Regions from separate parts of the Homo sapiens genome. Here all the other regions are linked to region 3. A link is a loop called in an ENCODE intact Hi-C map of the cell type or tissue named here. Cell type or tissue: natural killer cell. All regions are shown on one strand.

The links. Hi-C counts contacts between places; a loop is a spot of excess contacts. Peaks named below come from ENCODE experiments on the same cell type or tissue, not always from the same donor. Only the 100,000 strongest peaks of a DNase experiment are listed, where the experiment ranks them.
Region 1: a loop joins it to region 3, with 9 times the contacts of the local background. A loop is called at or near these places in 2 of 110 quality-filtered maps.
Region 2: a loop joins it to region 3, with 4 times the contacts of the local background. A loop is called at or near these places in 4 of 110 quality-filtered maps.

The regions. Positions count from the first base shown.
Region 1 is chr6:105,644,212-105,649,211 of GRCh38, forward strand. No RefSeq gene overlaps it. Among named protein-coding and RNA genes, the nearest start is that of LINC02836, 14 kb to the left of the region's middle. RefSeq lists enhancers at 1-32, 2,600-2,789. In natural killer cell, no CTCF peak of the experiment used is centred here; DNase peaks (open chromatin) are centred at 180, 2,390 and 4,250; H3K27ac peaks cover 4,090 bases.
Region 2 is chr6:106,139,457-106,144,456 of GRCh38, forward strand. No RefSeq gene overlaps it. Among named protein-coding and RNA genes, the nearest start is that of PRDM1, 56 kb to the left of the region's middle. RefSeq lists an enhancer at 2,323-2,372 and a silencer at 4,118-4,412. In natural killer cell, no CTCF peak of the experiment used is centred here; DNase peaks (open chromatin) are centred at 2,095, 2,555 and 4,415; H3K27ac peaks cover 3,088 bases.
Region 3 is chr6:106,192,740-106,197,739 of GRCh38, forward strand. The region is part of intron 7 of ATG5 (autophagy related 5); the gene reads right to left. Among named protein-coding and RNA genes, the nearest start is that of PRDM1, 110 kb to the left of the region's middle. In natural killer cell, no CTCF peak of the experiment used is centred here; DNase peaks (open chromatin) are centred at 2,602, 3,022 and 4,922; H3K4me3 peaks cover 657 bases; H3K27ac peaks cover 2,893 bases.

The sequences.
Region 1 (5,000 bases), 550 kb before region 3:
GTGTCAAGAAAAAAAAAATGCAAACTAGTATAAACAGCTGTTACTGAAGTAAAATGCCACTGTTTGGGTGAAGAAGTGTTGCTGGGTGACACTGAAAGAAATAGGAAGCAAAACTGGAGTCAGAGGTAGCAGAGAGGAAAATAAACTTTCTCCTTTCCCAGACTTGCAGTCTTTCTCTAGCATCCCCTGTTGGCAGAGCCTAACAGGGAATTATCAGCAACACAGAAATAAATGTGTATTGCAGAGGTCCAGCATCACACAGCAGAGTGTAGGAGGATGGGCTTGATGCCGCGAGACAATAGCTTAATGATGGGCCCAACCCACTGACATGTAAAAAATATATTCACCAAGCATGAGGGAAAACCAAAAATTCTAAGTGGTATTCTTGTAACTGATCTTGCACTTGACTTTCTACTTCCTTTCCATTCACCCCCACGTCAGCTCCTCTGGCTAAGAATATTTGCTGTTGAAACTTGAGCAAGATTTTTCTAACTTTGATGCACTTTTACATCAGAACCAATATGGAATCAAGCAGAGAATGTCTTTTGTAAAGGTTATCTAGATGATGCCTACTTCAGAGAGTTGTTTACTACTCTGAGAAAGGATTTTTTTTTTTAAAGACTACTCTTACTTAAGGAGGAAGAGCAAATTCTACCTGGGAAATGATTTACCACAGAGGTCTTATTCATGAGCAGAGGCAGTAGTAAAACTGCACTCATCACGCCTTGGTCTTGAGAAATTCCTGGTCGGGGGGTGCTTCCTGAGTATGGGACAGAATCCATAATGCTCATAGTAGCCCCTTTCAAAACCTTTAGGCTTCACTATGGGCCTTCTTGACGGTTCTGAGTTGATGTAGATAATGAGAAATTGAGGTAATGAAAAATGTCCATTTGTTTTTTCTTTTAAACTGTCGAACCCAATCCATTATTGACACAAGTTTTTCTCCTGAAGTGTATAGAGATCTATACTCTATAGACAAATAGAAAAGTAGAACACTAGTTGGATTTTGCTGTGGACATGGACTTTGGTTGCTGAAACAAGTATCTGTTTTATGTAAAGAATGTTCCATCAGCAGCCACTTTTTTTAAAAAGAGCACTTGGCAAATCTCTGGAAGCCGGCTTATGTAACTAACTGCCTCTTATGGTAGTATGTGAAGGCAGCACAGAACATATTGTTTCCCACTGTTTCTCTTTGAGAAATTAGTTTGGTGCCTGGCAAGAGGAGAGATGTGCAAGGGCAATATTCCTAGAAATAACTACCTGTGTACTTGCTGGAATTCCACACTGGATGGAGGCTCCTTTGTGAAAGGCAGGTGTTGATTTCTAGGCTGAGAGAGTACTAGCAGGGAGCTCCTCAAAGGAACTTGGAAAGAATTACTTAGGTCTCATTTCACACCCTGCATCTGATTTTTTAACTAAGTCCCTAAGAGAAAAGTGGCTACAGGTGTTGTAAACGACCCTTCCTTCAGTAAACTGATTGAAACTGAACACTGATCACAATTTCTTTGCATGAGAAAGATAACTGGGCATGGAAAATTTTGATCTGAGAATATCTGAAAATTACATAAATAACATTAACAAGTGTTAGAGTGACAGAAACAATGAGGCCAGATTTGTTCTAACTTGAAAATGTAAGGGCTATTTAATGTATTTTAGGATGGAGGGAGTGCTAAGGATCGTTTATTTTTAGCTCCCATAAAAACTCAATTTCCTTCATAGTGGAATCAGTCCAAATTGAAGATTTGCTCTTGCACAGACACTGGACTCTCCCCAAAATTTTCAGATTAGCAGTCATACCCCAAAGAATAAACCTGGGCTAAAGCTGCAGGTTCTAGCACTGAGACAGAGATCATCTGCATTCCTGTTACCTAGTCAAGTGTCCTGGATAAATCACAAAAACATCGAAGTCTTAGGTCACGTCACCAAGTCTCACGTTCCAAGAACTGTCAAGAGATTGCTTATGTAGCCACAGGCCAGACAGACAGGGGCTTTGTGAGACTATCCCTCAGGGGTGCTGGGGGTGTTTGCATTGTTAGCCTGGAAAAAGCTAGCCAGACCAACATAGTCACAGCAATTGAAAATCCTGAAGGCCCATCTATGACCAAATGTATTAATAAATAAAAAGACCTATAAGAAACCTTCCCACCAGCATTAACCACACCAAAAGCAAGTCAAACCCAGGCTTCTCATAACTGGTTCTTGTTCCAACACAAGAGTGAGAAGAGCATCTTGCTGCGGCCAACGGTTACTATAGCTCTCCTTTTGTAGAAAGCCACCGTCTTCGAAGAGCTTACTAGGTGTCTCCACTAAAGAACAAAAAACATGGGTAAGACTGGTTTCCTCTCAAGTTATGACTCAGCTTTGATCACCACACTTCCACTTGAGCCTATTAACGTTCAGTGGACAGAATGTCACTCTTTTTCAATCAGCTGCTACAGCAAACAATAGCCTTGCTGCATTTCAGTCATATAGAAAGCCACAGAATATTTCCTTTTGACTCTCTTCTCTCCACATCAGACCCACAGTCAGGCTCATGCTGAGGTCTATCTTCTCACAATCTACTAGAAAGTGGCCTGCCTCTACATGCTTACCCTGCTAAAATGAGAAGCAAGAAATAAACAACTTCATGTTAATTATAAATAGGAGGCACTGGATATTAAACCTGCCCATAGAATAATGGAGAAGGAAAGCATTGCGCTCCCTTTCTCCTTGAGTCGGGAGCCATATCCCTTGCCAGAACAGTGAACTCTCACTGGGTAGCAGGAGAGGCCACTATGATAAGGACCCAAGCAGAAGCCTGGGGGTGGGGTTCTCACGACCACTCACAGACCCCTGAACCTGGGGGGAGTAGCAGAGAACAGCCAAGAGCGACATGGACTGTCTTGCATTTTCCTCATCTCTTTATTCTAGAAAAAAAAAGAGGAAGGAAGAAAAAATGAAAGAAAAATGCTATAATTTTCTTTTCTCCATCTTTCTTGGAGATCAGAAAACAGTAGGTTCTGAAGATCTCCTCTGTGCTCATGGGCACGTGAAAAATTTCATGATGCTTACTTGGCTTTGAGATTTTATTACCATTATTATTGTTATTTTATATTAATATAAAAATAATAAAGATGTATTGAGCTCCTTCTATGTGCCCAACACTATAAGCATAATAAATACTTTATCTCTTAATCCCCACAGCTCCCTATGAATTAGATACTATTGATACTAATATTATCCCAAATTAAAAATTAGGAGCCTGAGGCATGAAAACGTGAACTCATTGGAGATCACACCACTCACAAATGGCAGAGCCAGGGTGCAGCCCTAGGTCCAGTGTCCCCAGAGCCCATTCTGCCATTCACTTCAGGTCATTCTCTTCCCATTTAGAACACTGAACTTTTTATATCCTCAACAGACATAAATGCTCAGCTTCAAGAGCCAAACAAAAATAATTGTTACAAATTCCACTGTTTGTTTTCCCAGGGGGTGCATCTTAGAGTTATTAAATGTAATCCTCTGTTCCCCTTACTCCAGTAGTTTCTTTACCCCTTTGGGAGTGTCCTACCATTCTTCCCCATTTCTTCACATTCCCTCCTCCCCCCACCCTTACCCAGGCTGTCTGAATTCTATTCCGCCTTAAAGATGTAACTCAACTTCCACCTCTCCCAAAAAGGGCTTCTTCAACTCCTGTCACCTCCATCTCTGAATTTTTATAGCATTTAATGTTAATGCTATTTACTTGGCATTTGTGTTTTTTGTGTTTTACTTTTTACTGTTAGTTCTATTTGAGAATAATTCATCTTGAGGCAGAATTCATTCTATCCCATTTTTTCATTGAGATGAAACCCTTGAAGGCAAGGAACAAGTGTTCAAACATGTTTATGTATTCACACACTCCACGCTCAGCATCTTGGACATAACAGACACTCAATAAATCACCTTTGAGAGCTAGGTTAGAAAGCCTATTGAAGCCTGTGATTTGAAACAGGCTGGGCTGGTAGAGAAAAAAGCTAGCCTGTCTTCTTAGAGCTCTAGAAAGTACTGTGGAATACATTTAAGAGTCTACGGAGTCCCTTCACGGGCAGAAAAGAGTCCTCTGACTCCTCGATTCCTAACCTCCCATGTCCCAACTTATCTCAGTGTTCCCCTTAAACTCCTAAATTTTGAACCTAAAGTATGCAGAACATCAGATCCTGAAAAACAACGCCAACTTTTACTTGACGGTTTCACTTACCCTCACACCTGTGGTTTTGAAGGTGTCAAGTTTCCTCTGAAGTCTTTCTGTGAAGCTTTATCCCCCTCATTTTTCCACCCTGCCAGTCAACCCTGTCAACAGTGACAATCTCCTTGTCAAGCAGAAGCCACTCAAGCTATCAGTTTTCATTAGCCGTTTAGTTGGGATAATCCCTTTTTCCTACCAAACTGTTTCCTTCTAGGAACTGCTGATTCCTTTTATTTGGGGTTTTTCAGACTTCTCTAACTAAAGCCCCTCCACCCAGATGATTTCTCACTTTTCTGAAGATCTCCTTCAGCTAAAAAGATTTCCTATAACCTCATTTTCTATAGTTTGTATTATGAAAAAATGTGGTATATAACTTTTTTTTTCAAGCAACATATGGCAACTAAGAGTTTAGTATGCTCTAGAAAGGGGTATTTCCTCTGGGGAAATTTTTTATTATTTTTTGTTTTCAATATGACCTGCTTCTTTACCTCTTCCATTTCCTATTTAGAGCCCACCCATCCTTTGGTGACTTAAGTAAAAAACAAAACAAAACAAAACAAAAAACCTTTATCAACTTCAAAATTGTGTCATCTATTTTCATTCATATTGTTAAATTCACTAACCGAGAGGAAAGCTGTAAGATGGTAAATGTAACCATGCACAAGGTCCCCATTCATCAAGCTTGTGGAAGTGTTAATTTTGGAGACAAGTAAATAAGTAAATGTTCTAAACCTATTTTATCTCTTTCCTCCCATGACCATTTCTCCATTTTCTACCCATCAATTACTTGTCC
Region 2 (5,000 bases), 53 kb before region 3:
CTCCTGACCTCTTGATCCGCCCCCCCCTCGGCCTCCCTAAGTGCTGGGATTACAGGTGTGAGCCACCGTGCCCAGCCTATATATGCATATTTTTCACGAGTGATAATCAGGCTTGCTTAAGAAAAACATTTTTACTGCTAAGTCCAATAATAATAAATGTAAGAAAGCACCAAATATTCTTAGTTTTTATAATAATATGTTTCTTTTTTCAGATGCCTGATTTTAATTACCAGGTCTTGAGAAAAATTCAGAGGTATAAAATATCAGGGGAAAAAAAAAGAATAGAAATGCCTGGTAAAGGATGCCTATACCTTTACAGAAAGACATCTACTCGTTCCTACTTTAAATAGGTTCCCATGGGTTGCAAAAAATAAAATGCTTCCCTTTGTCCCAACTCCCATAGAATTGGCTTTCATGGGCTTCGAATACCCAAACTATATACAGTCAACTCTCATTATTTGCAGATTTTGTATTTGCAAATTTATCTACTCACTAAACTTTATAACCCCCAAATCAACACTCATGAAGCATTTGCAGTCATCTGCAGACATGCACAGATGCAGAGCAGCACATTCGAGTCACCTAATATGCACATTCCCAGCTGAGGTTGAACAAGGTGACACTTTGCCTTCTTGTCGCAGCACTCATGCTGTAAACAAGTGACTTTCCGCAGTCTATTCAAAGCCATGTTTTTTTCCTCTTTATGTATTTTGTTAGTGATTTCACCATTTACAATGACCTCCGAGTGTAGTGCGGAGGTGCATCTCATGTTCCTAAGTGCAAGAAGGCTGTGATATACCTTGTGGAGAAAATCCATGGGCTAGATAAGCTTCCTTCGGGCATGAATGGTGCTGTTGGCTGTGAGTTCTATGTTAACAAAATCAACAATATGTATAAAATTAGGGATCTTTAAACAGAAACACACATGGCACAAGGTTATATATTGATCAGTTGATGAAAATGTTGTGACCAGGGCTCTCAGGAACTTAACCATATGTTTCCCTGGAGTGATGGTTCAGAATTTGTTAATTCAGTGTCCCAAGTGAGTTTATAGAATAACCACCACGAATAATGAGAAGCAACGGCACAAACTTTGTGTACACAGGCATTTTTTGAGAGAGAGAGAGAGCTATAATATTTATCAAATTCTCAAGGGGGTAACTGAAAAATGTTCAACCATTACTTCAGAACTTCTATTATGAGACAAATAGTGCTGGTCCTCTTGAGAAACCAAGGGAGTGGGCTCAGCTCAGTGACTGTCTGGATCAGCCCAGAAACAATGTAGGCTGCCATCTTGATCTGTGCTTTTCCCCAGGGACATGAGCAAGGGCACTTCTAGGCCAAGCAAAATCAATCGTGTTTCATAGATTTGGATTTAGAGGGCGCTCTAAACCAGCTCAGAGGAATGGTATGTTTTAGAATCCTAGGGAAATTGAGTTCTCCAATCATCACTTCAGTCAGCTAGGAAAGATACACTTTTGGCAGGGTGCGGTGGCTCACGCCTGTAATCCCAGCACTTTGGGAGGTCGATCACAAGGTCCGGAGTTCAAGACCAGCCTGGCCAATATGGTGAAACCCTGTCTCTACTAAAAAATACAAAAATTAGCCAGGTGTAGTGGCATGTGCTTGTAGTCCCAGCTACTTGGGAGGCTGAGGCAGGAGAGTCGCTGGAACCAGGGAGGCGGAGTTGCAGTGAGCCGAGATTGTGCCACACTCCAGCCTGGGCAACAGAGCGAGACTCTGTCTCAAAAAAATAAATAAATAAAAAAGATATCCTTTTAATAAAGAAAAAAAAACAACACATAAAACTTAAGAGTGTAATAATAGCTGCTGTTCATTGAATGCTTACCAGGAACTAGTATGATCATAAGGAACTCTTACAATCACCCTGAGAGGGAGGGCATGGCAAGCCCTAATTAATGGATGAAGAAACTAAGGCTCAAAGAGGTCAAGCCACTTTTCCAGGCAACATGGCTACGGTGGGAGGTGGGGCTGAGGTCAGAGCTCGGGTCTGCATGACTTCAAAGGCTCTACTCCTAACCACTAGACTAAACTTAAGCTGCACAGGCAGGGCGATGACTGGCTCTTCACCTTGGCTCTCCACCCAAGTCCTTTAACCATTGGGAGTGTGTTCAAGGTGATTCACTTAACTAACATCTGTTCTACGTACCCTTCTCAGAAGCCCATCGGCTAAGGTGGAGAGAGCTGACTGTACACTCCAGGGTGATGAACTCTAATTCTTTGGCTCTTCTTATATCTTAGCAGGTGGCAAATTCTAGGAGTTCCTAAAAATAGGTTGCAAATTCTAGGAGCTTCTAAAAATAGTGCTGGGACTTCAGCTTTGCTAGAGAAGGGATTATTCTGACCTTTCGTCTCAGGGGCCCCCCGCCCCGCATCCTGAGGGTGACAATTTCACTGCTTTGCATGACATTTGGTTTCTCTCACATGTGGCTGGTCGGATTATACTTTACAGGAAGTCAGAGAGAACCTCTAACCTCTGCCTGGGCTATTTATTGCTTTTCATTCTCTTTCTCTTCTACTCCTCACCCTCCCTTTGACTTCTTAAGTCTTTGAGACGCTTTTGAAACCCCCTACTAGTAGCCACATTTAGGGTGTGCTGGTGTACTGAGGAGGGAAGGGTGGTCAGGTGACAAGGGCCTGACCTGCTCACTCAGCCTGGTATCACTGTCTGCTCTTCCCCCCACTTCAGAAGTAGAATCACCCCATGATCAAGTCCCAGCTCTTTGAGGGAGGTGCTGCCTTGAAGAAAGTCACTTAATAGTACCATGCCTCCCTGTCCAATCTATAAAAATGAGGCGATCACACTTACCTACCAGGCAGAGGTGTTGTGAGGATTAATTATAGCCCTCAGGGCTTTGAGAGACGGCCAGATGAAAGGCTTTCTATAGCTAAGTTCCATCCTGGGCATGACTCTTCAGCTCTCAGCTTCCCTGCCAGTCACACTCTTCCAAAGTCACTCCTCAGGGGAGAGGAATGGCCTCACGTTGATGAGGTAGGATGTAAAATAGGAACAATATGCAGAACTGAGTCCAAAAGCCTTAATGTGGATTACTGAGAGCTGCACTCTCTGTGAATAGGAAGTGCAAGTTCAATGCGTAGTTGGTGGGGTCCTTGGAGGCACAGCAAGGTGAAGCCAAACAAAGGCACAATTGCCCACACCAGACCTTTCCTGTGGGTGGGAAGGGTTGCAGAAAGCCTTTTGTTCCAGCATCTATGCCTTTATGCTTATAAAGTTAGAAGGACTCAAGCAGCATGTGTAAGTGGATTTGGATGGAAGTGGAAATGGTGTTGAGGAGTTCAAATTACGGGCAGCTAAAGCAACTAAACCAGTCTCTCTGCCTGCTAAGAATCCCTGGCTTTCTCCATCCTGAGCTGGGGGTGGCAGGGTCACACACAGACACGCACATACATCCTGCCCTTCCAGCAGCAAATCTCCTCTGGGTGCTTCCTTTCTTGCACCAAGGGGACTGTCCCTGGCAACAAATGCCCAACCAGAACTCAAAATGCAGAAAAGCAGCACCAGCACTCCTGCCTTCCTAACATCTCTTAAGCAATTCTTTCAGGCTTACAAGAGATCCTGAAATATTTTCTGTTTCCATTTGGCCCTCTGACTGACTGAGAGGGTTGATGCCATTAGAGAGATTCCAATGGGATTATGGTCCCTAAATACCAGAGGTGGGAAGCATGAGCTTTGGAGCCAGGAAGACCATTCAAATCCCAGGCCTATCGTGCTCTAGCTGTGTGTCCTTGGACAAGCCACTTAACCTCTCTGTGCCTTAGTTTCCTCTTCTGTAAAATTGAGCTCCTATGTGGATATAAGAGTGAAATGAGAGACTGTATGTAATAGGGCCTGGCACAGAAAGCACACAATTCACATTAGCTATGCTGAGAAAGGCAGAGTGGGAGGTAGGTGACAGGTGAGGATTCTAGTCTGGGGAGGCTAATTTTCTTTTCTTTTTTAAATCGCTGCGCCATGTGAATTATGCTATCCCCATGCCAGAAAACCCCAAAGAGGGTTTTGGCTGTGCTGGAGCACACCCGGTTCACTTTCCCCTCGACCAGTGGGTCTGGCACATCTGGCTGGGTCCGCCTGGCTGGTGGTATTTCACCCCGGATGCTGTCTTTCCTCTGCTTTCTCTACACCCTAGAATTCTTCAGGAATAAAGTATCTCCTCACAAGAAAGTGAAAAGAATCAAATTTCCTGGCTCTGCTACCTCACCTTGCCCCTGTGAGCCGGGCGGTGGCCCCACTGTGCCAGCGCAGCAGTGGGAGCCCCAGGGGCTGCTCTGAACTGCCTGGGAGGGGTAAGAGAGGGCGGAACGCGGGGCCGTGCCTGGGGCTGCTCTGCTGCAGGGTTCCACTCCAGGCCACGGTAGCATTGTGGATGCGCGTTTGAACTTTGATGTATTTTGAAGCTGCAATTTTCAAATGTAACCACACCATAAACTTACTACTTAAAAAAAGAAATCTCACAGCACCTAGGCCACAGCACTAGGCCGCAGATCTTAGTCAAAAGAATGCACAGTGTGTGGTGTTAGCAGGGACACGGCAAGATTTCATGGTCACTGAGAAGCCCTTGAAATGGGTTCTGAGGCAATGAAGGTTGTCCTCACAGCAGCAGTGGTCCCCCACCAAGAGAGGCTGTTCCCCCACCCTCCCATCCCCCTGGCTGTAGGCTCAGGCCAACCATCCCTCCCACCCCCAGGCCCCACAGCTTCACTCTTAGGGGTTTAGACCTAGAACAAAATTGTAGATCTGTTGAAATATTCCTTTTTGGGGACTAAAATGGGAGAAGACAACCAGCAATGTCTAAACCTTCAAGTGAGTCCCCAGTGAAAGACTATCGATCCAAGAGAGAGTTTTGGGAAGAGAAATGCAGTGCCCCATACTTATATAAATGCTCACATGTTATATGTACATGTGAGCCTCAGATAGGCAGATTGGTAGATAGCTCTCTGTGTGTGTGTGTGTGTGTATA
Region 3 (5,000 bases):
AGGTAAAATTTCTGAAAAATACTTAATACTGCCTAGAAGTTTTAAAAAATAGAGCGACGAGCTTTCTGATTACCACTAGCCTGAACAATTTTGTTCTGTCTGACAAATTCTTTAACCTCTGATATGTTCATTAGTAAAACACCAACTAATTGAATCCATCGACATGAAAAACCACAGGCTGAAATGTGAAGTGCATACATCATGCTGAAGGATTTTGTCTCAGCCACGGAGGTAATAGTCAGCGAGGTCAGGTCAAAGAGGGTTAAACCAAGCCAGGATATAGCCAAAGAAATACATCAAACGCTGATTTTAAAAGGGCAATTAATCTTGGACAGAAATGCTTCCTGGGGAATGAGATCTCAATCTTAAGAGCACACTACATGATGTAGCAGTAAAAATGAACATATACAAGCTTACAGGGCTTTTATCCTATGATCACAAACAGAAGGAGAGTGCTGTTTATCAGAAAAATACAAACCCATTTAAAAATACTTACATTAACTTCTTCCGGATGCATACTCACTTAGCAGTACAGGTCTTAATGAACATGCAATATCATAGTATATACCAAATACCAGATATACCACATATCTCTTTCCATGTATACATTTTATATCTTTATTATATTTTCAGAGCTTTGACTCTTAACATTTTAAACAATTTAAAAACATGTCCATATTAATTCTTTCATTGACTTTTGCTTATAATCTCTGTATTTCTTAGTAAGGAGGACATAAACTAAAATTTAAATAATATAAAAAATCCCATATGATCAGTTGTAATTATAAAAAGCAAAGTGTATTAAATTAAGTGATTGTAAGGCCATTTTAAAACTGATTAAAAGCTTCCTGACAATAAGATAAAAATGTGGTAAAAGTTAAAAATTAAACCTTGTTCATTAATAAATACATAAATAAACTTTGAAAACAATATTATTTTATCTGCTTTCATAAAATGACCCAGTAATTCTAGTTGGGTGTAATAGGGTCCATTAATATTTGTCAAGTATGAACTACAGAATAGCTCAACTTACTTGCTTTATTTAAAATATAGACAATAATTGTACTGTTTACATATGGTCAGAATGAAGCCCCATAGTACCTGTTTCAATGAAAAGATAACTTGTTTTTAACTGTCTGCATATACTATTATTTTGGTAAGAGAATTTTGTTTTCTAGTGCTAAAGATGAAATAGTTGTGCAAGTGTGTGTTTCTCATTTTGGGAACAGTCAGGTTAATTCATTTAACTTCTTGAGATTAAGATAACAATAATTCAGAAGGAGAAACCAGAAGCATCTTCTGTCAGTCCAGTAATGTCATCATTTCCAGTAGTGGAGAATGAAAATAATCAGCATTATTATTGCCCAAATCAAATAGCGTGAAGGTACAGAGATACTAGTTCCTTCTAATTCAAATTCTAAATGAATATCTAAAGAATTACTGAAATTGTAAAACCCGCAATCTGATGAGGTTTGGGAATTGGAGTTTTTTTTATTCCTGTGGCATGAGTTTGCAAACTGAGTGCCTATTCTTCCGGGGGCAGTGCCATCACACTGACAAATGTGATTATTGCTCAAATATTATCTCAAATCACGAGATACTAACAAGCTTCAATTTTGTCCAAATACTTAAAAGTATCTGCTTTATACGGTCAGCATGAGATTTATATGTTTCTTTTTCTAACTGCTTCATGTCTGAAAAAAATTTATCTTGTCAACTAATTCACTTTATTAACATAATCTAATCATATACAGCAAAGGAGAAAAAAATGTGAATATACCATTTTTTCTTTTCTTTTTCTTTTTCTTTTTTTTTTGAGATGGAGTTTCACTCTTGGTGCCCAGGCTAGACTGCAATGGCGCATTCCAGGTCACTGCAACCTCTGGCTCCTGGGTTCAACCAATTCTCCTGCCTCAGCCTCCCAAGTAGCTGGGATTACAGGCATGCACCACCACGCCTAGCTAATTTTGTACTTTTAGTAGAGACGGGGTTTCACCATGTTGGTCAGGCTGGTCTCTAACTCCTGACCTCAGGTGATCCACCCGCCTAGCTTACCACGTTGTTATACATTACATTAGAAGACTGGGAAATGAAGTATAATTGGGTAAAGCTTATAGGTGTTTTGTATTCTCCAAGGTAAAAATAAATGTTCTTGATGTGTTATTTTTAATGTACAAAGAAAAAAATATTTCACTCAGGTCTGGCACAGAAGCTTAGATCTCTGAGTCATTTTAACTACAGCTGAAACGACAAAAACAATTTACCTGAGCTCACCTTTGGTCATTTCCTGTTACCTCCAACTTGACTAATTCCCTTAGCCATTTACAAAAAAAGAAAGGAACACACAAAAGAGCTCATCATTAGTTACTCCACAAGCAGCAGCTCATCATTAGTTACTCCACAAGAACAATGACCTAAAGCACGTATTCATAAATACTAGTACATTTGACTTTCATATGATGAAATCAGACAAAATTCTTTCATCACTGAATCACTTGTAGGGAGTAGAAGACAATGGTGCCACATAACTTTTATGAAGTACTTTCTCTTTTCATCATGTGATGACAGCAAGTTCTTATCCATACACACCCAATCTTAAAGTCTTTCGCTTTCAACTTAAGTTGAATGCAGGTGTGTCAAAATGCTTCATGTTTGACACATCTGACAATACTACAGGTGAACTGAACCAGGCAGTAAACAGTTTTTTACTGAAACAGTGACTCGATGTTTTGGATACTCTACATAGATTTTTAAATGACAATTTTTTTTAATACGTAATAAAAAGAAGAAGCAAAGATAAAAGTTTTTTTCTAAAGAAAAGATACTGAGATGTGTTAGAGATGTGGCTTCCTCCTGGTATGAAAGATACCATCAAAAATACCTGAAAAGAATAGGCATTATCTATGTCATTTCAATGAAGTGTGTGTTCTGCAGTCAAGAGAAGCATTTGACAGTTTGCATGGGGAGAAGTCTGTCACACAGATGTACTCACCTACAGCACCTGAAATCACCTAAAAGGAAGGTTTGTGGATTAGGTTGTGTGGCTGCGCTGCCTCACTGCTCCCCTCTAAAAAAAAAAAAAAAAAAAAAAAACCACAAGGGAAGTCACACTGTGTATCCCCTAGAAAAGGATGTACACGTAGAGCAGCCTAGAAATTTAACAGAACAAAGAATCTCTTTTAAAAGAACAGCTTCACAAATTTGTGTGCCTTTCTTGTGTAGGGTCACGTTAATCTTGTCTTGTAACCTGGGTATAAGAGCAGAATAAAGGTGTATTCTGAGAGTGTCAGTTCAAAGCACTTGAATGCTTTTCATTTACGTGTCTGATGTTCATAATCACCATTTAAAAAATTCAACAAGAGTGGTCAGGATTATATATAGGAACACTAAAATAACAAAACAAACAAAATAAAAACAGTAGACACTCAGGTTCCTAAGATCATATCAGAAATATTATTAAGAGAGAAGAGCATGTAGGCAGATTAGATACTAAACACAAATTGAAGACTAAGATTTGTGAAAGTAAAATAAAGAGTAAGGAAAAAGCAAGTATTTCAGAATGTTATTTTAAACTAAACCAAAAAGTTAAAAAGAAAGAAAACAAAAACAAATGGCAGCATAGTAAAGTGGAAAAACCAAAAGACCACCAGGAGATGGAGACCTGTGTTCTAAACCTATTTCTGCAATTAAGTGGTTAAGAGACGTTTGGCACAATCATGCAAAAATTAAGAGAGTGAACTTTGGGAGGCCAAGGTGGGTGAATCACTTGAGGCCAGGAGTTCAAGACCAGCCTGGCCAACATGGTGAAACCCCGTCTCTACCAAATATACAAAAATTAGCCAGGCATGGTGGCACATGCCTGTAATCCCAGCTACTTGCGTGACCGAAGCACAAGATTGCTTGAACCTGGGAGGCAGGGGTTGCAGTGAGCTGAGATGGCATCACTGCACTCCAGCCTGAGCAACAGAGTGAGAATCAGTCTCAAAAAAAAAAAAAAGTAGATTGAAAGTTCTACAGTTATACAATTCTTTAAAGAAGTAAAATACAGTATTAACACCCAACTAATTTCTTCCCACTCTAGGCACTCCTTAACCACACCCACAAACTAGAAATTGGCAACCATGAAATAAAAATGAATTGAACAAATGAATCCATTAACAAAATAAACAATATAAAATTTCAAGTAAGCCCTCTTTCCTGGATTAAAAAGCAACTGTTAACTTTAGTTTTTACAGATAAAACACAAATGTATCAAGGGAGACCCCCCACTTATATAAACTTGGGACTAGCAAATATGGATCATTTTGTGTCTGTGACAATTGTGCTGCTGTTAGGGGACAGATCATTACAGAACACATTACTTCCAAAGTTTTGGGTTTCATTGCAGTGTTCTCATTCTATAGTCAAGGATGTTATAAAAAAGGAAGTTTAAAACAACATATTTTAAAAAGTAGATTGTCGAAAAAAATCTAGGAAAAGTGCAATAAGGTAGTCATTTGAGGCTGGGTGCAGTAGCTCATGCCTATAATCTCAGTACTTTGTGAAGCTAAAGTGGGAGTATCACTTGAGTGAGAAATGTAAGACCAGCCTGGGCAACACAGTGAGACCCTGCCTTTTGTTTTCAAAAAAGGTAGTTATTCAAATATTAAACTCTGGCTTAAATTTCATTTACTCCTAATTGATAAAATCATTTGTTATAGTGTGGTTGCTTGTCCCCGCCAAACCTCGTGTTGAAATTTTATCACCAAAGTTGGAAATGGGGCCTAATGGGAGGTATTTGGGTTGGGGTGGGGGGGGCGGGGGTGGATCCCTCATGAATAGATTCATGCCCTCCCTGGGTGTGGAGGAGTGAGTTCTCACTGTTTTAGTTCCCACAAGAGCTGGTTATTATAAAAAGCCTGGCACCACCCTGCTCTCTCTGGCTTCCTCTCTCACCATGTGACCACCGCACACACCAACTTCCCTTCAGCTTCCACCATGAGCAGAAGCAGCCTGAGGGT